Linked DNA regions of Homo sapiens: region 1 is linked to region 2. A link is a loop called in an ENCODE intact Hi-C map of the cell type or tissue named here. Cell type or tissue: endothelial cell of umbilical vein. All regions are shown on one strand. Links, peaks and the distances in the headings refer to the core of each region. The heading gives the core; the rest is flanking DNA.

Evidence for each region. Peaks named below come from ENCODE experiments on the same cell type or tissue, not always from the same donor. Only the 100,000 strongest peaks of a DNase experiment are listed, where the experiment ranks them.
Region 1: it touches region 2 in a loop (12-fold over the local background); 4 of 110 quality-filtered maps call a loop at or near these places.

The regions. Positions count from the first base shown.
Region 1 is chr2:172,285,776-172,291,159 of GRCh38, reverse strand. All of the region lies in intron 2 of LOC107985960 (a long non-coding RNA gene), which reads right to left. Among named protein-coding and RNA genes, the nearest start is that of ITGA6, 140 kb to the left of the region's middle. In endothelial cell of umbilical vein, for the core only: no CTCF peak of the experiment used is centred there; DNase peaks (open chromatin) are centred at 2,529 and 3,309; H3K27ac peaks cover 3,082 bases.
Region 2 is chr2:172,197,589-172,202,972 of GRCh38, reverse strand. No RefSeq gene overlaps it. Among named protein-coding and RNA genes, the nearest start is that of DLX2-DT, 97 kb to the right of the region's middle. In endothelial cell of umbilical vein, for the core only: a CTCF peak has its summit at 2,257 (motif pointing left); a DNase peak (open chromatin) is centred at 2,232.

The sequences.
Region 1 (5,384 bases), core at 301-5,300, 88 kb before region 2:
TTCTGCTTAAGCTAACTGAAGTTGATTTCTGATATTTGCCACTCAAAAACTCTTACCTAACACACACAGCCTGAGTGGCTAATCTGTGGACCAGTCAAACCCCAAGTGAATTCTCCTAGTACTCGCCAGACCTGACCAGTCCCTGCTCACAAACACAGGTAATGAATCATGCAGGCCACCAACATTTAGTGACTGGAGTGACATAGCATTTTTTAACTGAATTAGTTAAGAAATCCATTGAAAAAGTGATTACTTATGGTTGTTATCAATAATAACATAATAAAGCTGGATCCAACAAAAAAAGTTTAAATGTATTAAAATGACACTGCTCCTAAATTTAGGTATTAGGTTACCATTTGAATGGTAAAAAAAAAAAAATCCATTTCATGGATTTTTTCCTTTGGGGAAGATACCATTGAATCCATTCTATTCAGCATCCATAGAATGTTTGTTTTCTTTTTAAGAGATAAGCTCTCACTATGTTGCCCAGGCTGTTCTTGGACTCCTGGGCTCAAGAGATCCTCCCACCTCAGCCTCCCAAGTAACTGGGACTACAGATGCCAAAACCACACCCAGCTCAGCATCTATAGAACTTTGACCAAGATACTTATTTAGATTTTTTAAAATAGTTTAAAAGTAGGAGATAATATGAGAAAGGCAGAAAATTTACAATGATTACTCAAAAAAGGAAAAAACAGGCAACACTGTAAGAACAAAATCTACTCTGAAAGTGAGTTTCACCAAAAGCCTTGCTTAGGCACTATTACAGGCAGAATTATGTCCCCCAAAGATTCATACATTGGGGTCTTAAACCTTAGTACCTCAAAATGTGACCTTTTTGAAGATAGGGTCTTCAAGAGTGAGCCCAAATCCAATATGACTGGTGTCCTTATAAGAAGAGGAAATTTGGACACCGATGGCATGCAGAAGAAAGATGATATGAAAAGACAGGGAAAGATGGTCATCTTCAAGCCAAGGAGAAAGGCCTGGAACACATCCTTCTCTTGTGGACCTTTAAAGGAACCAACCCTATTGACACGTTGATCTTGGATGCCTGGTCTTCAAAACTGTGCAAAAACAAATTTATATTATTTAAGCCACCTAGTCTGTGGTACTTTGTTATGGGAGCCCCAGTAAACTGATACCAGTGTCACAACAACAATAATAGCAAATACATATTGACATTGCTAAATGGACTCCCCAGTCCATTAAAGGTGTCCATTTCCAGCTGCTCTAAAATAAAGGAGTTGTGATTTATTTTGCTGGGTACTATGCCAGCACAACCCAGCACATAATTTAAACTCCTGGTTATCCTCTTTGCATAAGAGTTTGGACAAAACAAAGCTGTAATGAGTAGGGTCATGGACTTCTGTACCCTATTGGCTAACATATAGCCAATAAAGGAAAAATAGAGACTGGCTGCCCAGGCACTGCTTTAAATGCTTTATATATATTAATTCATTTAATATTTGTAACTCCTATGGAAGATAAGCACTATATATATCATCTCCATTTCATAGCTGAAGAAAGTGAGGCATCAAGAGGTTAAATAACTCACCTAATGTCACACATGAAATAAGTAAGAGAATTTGGATGATAAATCTCAATCTGAATCCAAATTCTATACCCCAAATCTGTGCTTATAACTGCTATACCTTGCTGCCTCTTGGGTGTAGATCTTTCCTGCAGAGGATGATTTTTTTCTCCCACCCCTAAGCTGTTATCAGCCAGACAAAATGGACAGTCAGGTTTCATGGGTGCATCCATACTCAAGTGTCCAAGCCCCTTTGATGCATCTGATACCCTCAGAGACATCGAAACTTGGTCTTATTTTAAAAATCATGGTGTTGGCCGGGTGTGATGGCTCACACCTGTAATCTCAGCACTTTAGGAGGCCGAGGTGGGCGGATCACCAGGTCAGGAGATTGAGACCATCCTGGCCAACGTGGTGAAACCCCATCTCTACTAAAACACAAAAAATTAGCCAGGCATGTTGGCGTGCGCCTGTAGTCCCAGCTACTCGGGAGGCTGAGGCAGGGGAATCCCTTGAACCCAGGAGGTGGAGGTTGCACTGAGCCGTGATCGCGCCACTGCACTCCAGCCTGGCAACAGAGCAAGATTCTGTCTCAAAAAAAAAAAAAAAATCATAGTGTAACTGCAAGATATGAGTGATTGAATCAACATTATCCCTCAAGGTAGGCACAAAATTGAGTCCAACATAATTTGATGGAGTTATACAGGTGTCATGCTGGTACCCTTGACCATCACAGTGCTGTTGGTCATACCCATTTATCCAGAGATGACTCCCAGGATGACTCAGTGGCAAGCAGTCTCTGAAACCCCTTTCCTGCTGCTTGCCAGTATCAACACCCATCGTCACCACCACCATTTGGCACAATGCCCAGAGGAGCTAGGTGTTGGGACAAAATAGTACCTGTCTCACAATGTTGTGAGACTTAGTGGGCCCTCAGTGTAAGTGTTAGTTCTTTTCCCCTTTACAACTAAGTGAAAAAGCCTTGCTCAATGCACATGAAAGTGTTGGTTATAAACTTGTGTTTGGGGATTATATTTTAATTTATTAAATTAAACCTCCTCTCATGACTTTTGCAGAGCTAATGACAAATTAGCCTGTGTGCACACAGACTGGAAAGATACAGACTTTGCCCAGTCTGTGTAGTCAGCATGCAGATGAGAGTGGGACGCTTGCTGCAGAAACACCTTCAGCTCAGCAGCTGCCTATAAGGGAAGAAAACTCAGGATGTATAAAAACAGAGAAGTGACATTCTCCCTGCAAAATCAGCATTCTAAAATGATGATCCTGTCTCATCCCAGTCCTGTTTTGGCCAGACTCCCCTGTCCATTAAAAGTGTCCATTTCCAGCTGCTCTAAAATAAAGGGGTTGTGATTTATTTTGCTGGGCACCGTGTCAGCACAGCCCAGTGCATGATTTAAAATCCTGGTTTTCCTCTTTGCACAAAAGAGTTTGGACAAAACAAAGCTGGGATGAGCAAGGTCATGGACTTCTCTACCCTACTGGCCAACATATAGGCGATAAAGGCAAAATAGAGACTGGCTGTCCAAAGCTTTGTGGACCGTGGGAAGTGATGTTGCCAAGGTGATGATTTGGAACCAGACCGGAGAAGCTGGTGCTAACAAGGACAGGAGACCCAAGGAACATTTCCTGAAAGGGAAGAGAGAAACTCAAAGGGAATTCACCAGCAGTTGGTAGGATTTCCATGTTTTGTCTCAAATATGTATTTCTAGCCTTCCTTATGTTGGAAAATTGTGTTCAGAACTCCGAACTCTGAACACAGTAGATTTATCACATCCTGACTGTCAGAGATAATTTAAAATCAGATGAGAGGGAAGGAAGGAAAATTGAGAGTCATGATTGTCATCCAATCCAAGCTCGGTAAAAACCATTTGATAATGGTCTATTTATAGAGACATGTAGGATGGTCATTAGGAACAGAGCCCAGGGATCAGGCCCCAGCTCTGATGGATTTTGTGAGAGACACTCACCAGTTTAGGAAAATCATTTAATCTATTGGTACTTCAAATTGGATCACCAATAAGAATGAGTAAGACCTGTATACATGTACCCTAAAACTTAAAGTATACATGAAAAAAAAGGTTCTAAAGCAAAAAAATAAAAATAAAGGTTGGATGCTAAATTAAACAAAAAAAAAGAATGAGTAAGACCTATGGAATTTTATATCAGAGGGAAAAAACAGGAAGAGTCCATACATTTAGTTTGAAATAGTCATTATTTCCTTTTGATTTAAAAATTAAACCACATTGTCAAGGAACAATAAATCAGCCTATTTATTTATTTATTTATGCCTAATTCATGTTGCCTACTGAGGATCAGTAGGTGTTCTGATTTCTGAGCTAATACTCTATCTGAATGAAAATTTGGGTTTTGCTCATGGAAAGCCAACTCCTGGCAGGCCTATACTTAACTCAGAACTCACCTCTGTGCCCCTCAAGTCATTTGCTTACTTCCCTTGTTATAGAAACAATGGAAGTTATTTCTTAGCAAGCGAGAAAAGTTCTGGAATATAAATTGTAGACTGTGGTTGCTATTAAGCCATGAACAGTTCGTCCTTTAGAAGGTAGAGGAAGGACATGGAGGAGAGGGAGAGCCAAGAGATCAGCCAAGAAGCACGGTCACTGCTCCAGTGTAAAATTGGGATCTAAAGAGTTTGAGAGTTCATTAGAATCACAGCATAGAATCTTTTGAGCTATATGCACACCTATGGTTTATACCACCAAAATGCCAAAAATCTTCTGCATAGTGCAAGCTGACTGAGTAAATGATTTAATGTGATTCTCACTCCACCTTGGGAAGTCAACAGATAAGGTACTGACAGTTATGTCCATTTCATGGGAGAGGAACAGATGCTCATACAGAACAGATAGTATCCAGGGGAGCTTTATTTCCAGGGAATGATTCTGCCTGTAAGGTTTTCCGGCCACTAAATAGTGGAGCCAGTACCTAATTCAGGCCCTCTGATTGTTAGCCTTGTTCCTTCAAACTGCAGGACATCACAACCACCACGCCCACCTTCCAAAATGAAAGTCTCTTTTCAAACATAAAAGCCACAATATGAGCTATGGCAGCCATTGAGAGGTACATCCTTTCCTCTGTGAAATTTCACTCAGGAACAGCCCTATAACATCACAAAATTTAGGAATGAAAATAATCTCTAGTCTAATATACTTGTTTTATGAACAGATAAGGAAACTGAGGCACAGAGGGGCTAAGTAACTTGTCTCAAAATCACACAGCTGCATTACTTGTTGCGTTGGTTAACTGAAATGTTAAGATCAGTTCAGTCATTCCACAGTTTACAAGAAATAATTAGAAGGCATCCCATTTACAGAATATAAACCTGATCAGCCGGGTGCGGTCGCTCACGCCTGTAATTCCAGCACTTTGGGAGGCTGAGGCGGGCAGATCACTTGAGGTTGGGATTTCCAGACCAGCCTGGCCAACATGGTCAAACCCCGTCTCTACTGAAATACAAAAATTAACCAGCCGTTGTGTTGGAGGGGCAGCTGAGGCATAAGAATCGCTTGAACCTGGGAGGAGGAGGTTGCAGTGAACCAAGATCATGCCACTGCGCTCCAGCCTGGGTGAAGAGTGAGACGAGAGAGAGAGAGACAGAGCGAGAGCGAGAGAATGAGAGAGAGAGAGCAAGGAAGGAAGGAAGGAAACTAAACCAAACAGTAGTTCAAAAAAAAGTTAAGTGATTTGCGGAGATCAAAAGGAAGGAAGGAAAGAAACAATAGTGCAAAACAAGTAATTTGCAGAGATCACAGAAGTGGAGGGACAGCAGGATTTGAAACCAGGCTGATCTGACTCCAAACTACCCGACCTC
Region 2 (5,384 bases), core at 138-5,137:
ACCTTGAACTCCCAAGCTCAAGCAATCCTTCTGCTTCAGCTTCCCATGCAGCTAGGACTACAGGTATGAGCCACCACACCCAGCTAATCTTTTATTTTTTGTAGAGATGAAGTCTTGTTCAGTTGCCCAGACTGGTCTTGAACTCCTGGCTTCAAGGGATCCTTCCACTTTGGTCTCCCAAAGTGCTGAGATTACAGGCATGAGCCACTACGCGCAGCCTGATTCCATAGTTTTGCTATTGTGAATAGTGCTGCAATGAACACACAAGTGCATGTATCTTTTTTACATAATGGTTTATTTTCCTTTGGTAGATACTCAGCAGCAGGATTGCTGGATCCAATGGTAGATCTATTTTCAGTTCTTTGAGAAATCTCCATACTGTTTTCCATAAAGGTTGGACTCATTTATATTCCTACCAACAGAGTATAAGCATTCCCTTTTGTTCACATCCTCCCCAACATCTGTTGCTTTTTGACTTTTTAGTAATAAACATAATGACTGGTGTGAGATGATATCTCATTGTCATTTTAATTTGCATTTCTCTAATGATTAGTAATGTTGAGATTTTTTCATATATCAAAAGAAAAAACTTTCAGACAACATTTTCCCCTTGCAACAAGGCAAATATACTTCCATATGCTAATAGATTTTAATCAAGATTTCTTTGGGGACTCTTTTATTATAGGAATAGATGTAAGCATTCATTGTAAGGAATAAAAATGTAATCTTAATCTAATTAATAAATATTCTAGTTGGCCCTTCCAGCACAGCTATTGGTTGATTTTCTGTCTTCAAAATAAAGAATATCTTCCACACTGATGCCCACATAGATGGGAACCTGATGAGGATAGGAGCACCCACACTGTTCCTCACTTTTTCTAGTACTGATGATGGATTTGTCGTAAGCCATTGCACTCTACTGCTGCTGTTCTTGGGATCAGATGGGCTTTGAGGTTCAATTTTGTGACCTTGAAACAGAAGCTTTTCCTGTGTGTACTAACCAGATGATGTGGGAATTAAATCCATAAGTTTCAATTCATGTGTACTAGAAAATCAATCCTATATTTAAGAGCATACTGTGGATTACACCAGCCTAGATAGTACAAGTATTCTTTAATTAATTAACCCACAACTGTTCATTACTGAGCAGCTACCATGTTCCAGGCACTGCACTAGGTTCTTCACTTCATAGTGATGTCTACAATATCAAACCTATGAGACCAATTAAAATGTACATTGATTTTTATGTACATGTCAGATATTTTGAAGAATCCCTTTAAAATTCAGTTTAGGTTTTTATCCTCCTAAAGATCATCTCTGACCCTCCCAGGCTGGGGGAGGCACCCTTCTTCTGAATTGTCCTAATACCATGTACATATTTCTATCCTTGAGTTGACCCCACTATTTTGTAGTTCTCTTTGTGTGTCTGTTCCTAAACTCAAACATGAAATCCACAAAGGCAAGAGACTCTGCTGACAAATCTTCCCAGCTGTACTTGGCACAGTGCTGCTGTCTGGTAAGTAATCAGTGTATTTTGGTTGAAGATATGAAAAAAATAGCAAACGAATAAATGAATGGAAAGAAATCACACCCATAAACTGGGACCTGAGTCAAAGCTCAAGGTTAAGGACTTTTCAGACTGGCAATGATTCTCACATGGGACCAGACAGTACCGCACCTACAACCTGCAATGCTCATTCCTTCCTTCCCCCATTTATTTAACAGCTAACTGTGTACCTACTATGTATTGAGAACTACGCAGAGTATGCACTGATAAACAGGAGATGGAATACTCGCCTTTGGAGAACTTATGTTTTCACAGTGCTCTTCAAATAACACCAACCTATGCCTGGTCTTCGGGAAATGCCATGTTTCACTGATCTAATTCCATCATGTTCCAGGAAATACTTCTAGCAGAAAATAATATTTTATGTAGAAGCAATATAATGTTATAATTCTGAAAGCACATCATAAAAGAATTAGCTGTACTGTGTTTTTCCATTGTTTAATTTACTAGATGCTCTTATTTATTGTCAGATAAATAGCAATAGGTACCAAAGAATTAACATAAATTTATGGACAGCAAGCTTTCACTTAAGAGAACTGAATCCACTTTCTGTAACCTAAGAATTGACCATCTGAATCCATTTTCTGTAACCTAAGAATTGATCATCACAGTTTGATTTCAGTGGAAAAAATAGCCGATTACTTTTGAGGAGTTAAGAGGTTAAGGTACATGCTCATGTCAAAGAGTGGCACCTACTGGCAGAATCTCATACTGCAGCATAGTTCTATTAGGCATTAACTATTAATAATACAGCAACGGAATCACTACAGAAACAATAGGATTAGTTTGGGAGATTTCTGTTCCCCAACAACCACACCATCTTCCTATTTGGGTAGAATCCCTCACTGTAAGATACCCCAACTTCTACTACAGAATTTAACATGGAGAGAACTGCATCTCTCTAACCTTGGGACTCAGCAAGTTGGGATTACCATTGATTTTGAATCTTAAGTAAGGGACCCCATGAAGAAGGGATGGGTAAATTAGGGTTGCAGCAATGGCAGAATCCAGCAGTGGTATGTGGGTCTAGCAGCAGCAACAGAATGCCCTCATCAGATTATTTCTGCTGCCTGGCCTCTCTTAGTACTTTCCTATTTTCAGCATCTGCTTTTCCAAACTTCCTGCCAATTCTGTGAACTAACATCCATCCAATAATTTCCTTTTCCACTTAAGGAAACCAGAGTAAGTTTCTGTTGCTTACAACCAAGAATCCTGGCTGATACACTACCTAACATTTATTGTCTTCTATCTGTCTGGGATTGTTCTTCACCCCACATACACATTATCTCATTTAGTCCTTCCCCAACAAAACCCTATGAGGTAAGATCAGAGCCCAAAATAGAGGCAAAAAGACTAAATAATTTTCCCAACTCATACAAGTAGTTTGGCAGAGCCAGGATATAAAATCAGCCAGTTCGATGCTATAACTAATTCTCTTAAGTATTTCGCTATCTCACAAAAGAAAAAATACTAGGGCTTTTGGAATTATGAAATTGAAAGACAGCTGGGCGTGGTGGCTCACGCTTGTAATCCCAGCCGTCTGGGAGGCTGAGGCGGGCGGATCATGAGGTCAGGAGATCAAGACCACAGTGAAACCCCATCTCTACTAAAAATACAAAAAAATTAGCCGGGCGTGGTGGCAGGTGCCTGTAGTCCTAGCTAATCGGAGAGGCTGAGGCAGGAGAATGGTGTGAACCCAGGAGGCGGAGGTTGCAGTAAGCCGAGATTGCGCCACTGCACTCCAGCCTGGGCGACAGAGCAAGACTCTGTCTCAAAAAAAGGAAATTGAAAGACAAGACTTGAGACATACTCCTAAGGCCTCTGGGCAGATGGAGCTGTGAATTGCAGAAAGAAATCCTGCAATGCTATAAGGAAAATAAAATATTAAAGTGAGATCAGAGACAATTTTGCCATAAGGGTAATGTAGCTTAAGTGCCCTTCATTTGCAAGGGGCCCCTTCCAAAGCCCTAAATTTAATTTTGTATTTATAAATTTGTATTATTTTTCTTAAGGAAATCCTCCAAAATGAGATAGGCTTCACATTCCAGAAAACCTGGATCCATCCCCTGGATGATACCATAAATTTATGAACTAGAGACTTATTTTCTAGCTCCAGGTTTGGATACCAAGAAGGGATTCTTTATAGAGAGACAGAGGCCTACAGAATACAAATAGAAGCACAGACAACCTTGGAGACCACACCTACTCTCCCGTGCCCTGGGGAGAAAAAAGGAGAGTAAGGAATTGTTTCTTACTACCCAGTCAGGGCTCAGTGCACATTTGTGGTATTTCAGGAACCCACAGGTCTCCAGAAAGCTGGCTGCCTTATCTTTCAACAAGAAGAAAGACAGGACATCTGTGCACCCACAGGCACAACAGCAGCAGCAAGGACTGGGGGTGAGTCCTCCTGTTTCAGGCCCAGACAGCCATCAGGCCCTTCTTACAGAACCAGCTAAATGTGGCCCTGACTCTGAGGAGGAGAGGACAGATACCACACCTTCTTGGGGAGACTAGAAGGATCCTGCCTTTATTTAATATGTTGATATTCTGTTCATCATCAATATTTTTTTTTTACCAATTTTGATTGCCCTACAATAGTATTTATCTCATTTATTGAGTTTTTTTGGTATCCCCCTTAAATTTTGTGCCTAAAGTGAGTGTTTCACTTGCCTTACCCTCGTCCTGGCCCTGACTAGGCAGATAATCACCAGGCACGTGAGGAGGGGCGTTTCCCCAGAAAAAATTACAATAACTCATCCAGTCATTTGCTTATATTTTCACCATAGAACTGTAGGCCAGATGCATCAGCCATCTTCATATCTAAGTCTTAGGAGCCTTAATTACTCTAAGGGATACTCAGAAAACCCAAATTGCGTTACTAAGTAGTATTTGTCTGGAAGGTTCTTGGCCTTAGGGCAGGATTGTCTTACTGAGGCAAACAAGGTTTTAGGCCAGTGGTTATTCCTCCCCAGGCTGCACTTAGGAAACTTTTGAAAAAGTTGCCAAGGTTCTACCTCTAGAGATTCTGACTTAATTACTCTGAAGTGACACCTAGGCCGGCTTTTTTAAGAGTTTTATTAAGATATAATTTGCATACCATAAAATTCACCCTTGTAAGTGTAATGATTTTTTATTAAGATATATAGTTGTATAATCAGCAGCACAATCTAGAATATGTAGAACCTTCCCTTCTCCCCAACAAGTCTCCTAGTGCCAATGTGTAGTTAGCCCCCATCCTCACCCCAGCCCCAGGCAGCACTGGTCTGCTCCTAGTCTTTAAAGATTGCAAGCACCAGTATTTTTCAGAAAGTTTTCCAAGTGATTCTAGTGCGCAGACATGGCTAAGAACTACCATTCTAGGCCTGGTCCCATGGCTCACACCTGTAATCCTAGCACTTTGGGAGGCCGAGGTGGGCAGATCACTTGAGGTCAGGAGTTCAAGACCAGCCTGACCAACATGGTGAAACCCCATCTCTATTAAAGATACAAAAGTGGCCGGGCATGGTGGTGGGTGCCTGTAATCCCAGCTACGTGGGAGGCTGAGGCAGGAGAATCACTTGAATCTAGGAGACAGAGGTTGCAGTAAGCTGAAATCACGCCACTGCACTCCAGCCTGGGCAACAAGAGCGAAACGCCATCTCAAAATAAAAATAAAAATAAAAACAAAAACAAGAACTACCATTTTAGACACCATAGAGCTAAACTCTCTCCTTAGTCCTGCCTCACAAAATCTGGATATTTTCTGTTAGAAGTTTTTCTTCTGGAAAAATATATCTTTAATTTCATATAAAAAAGTATTGCAGGAAATAGAATAAGT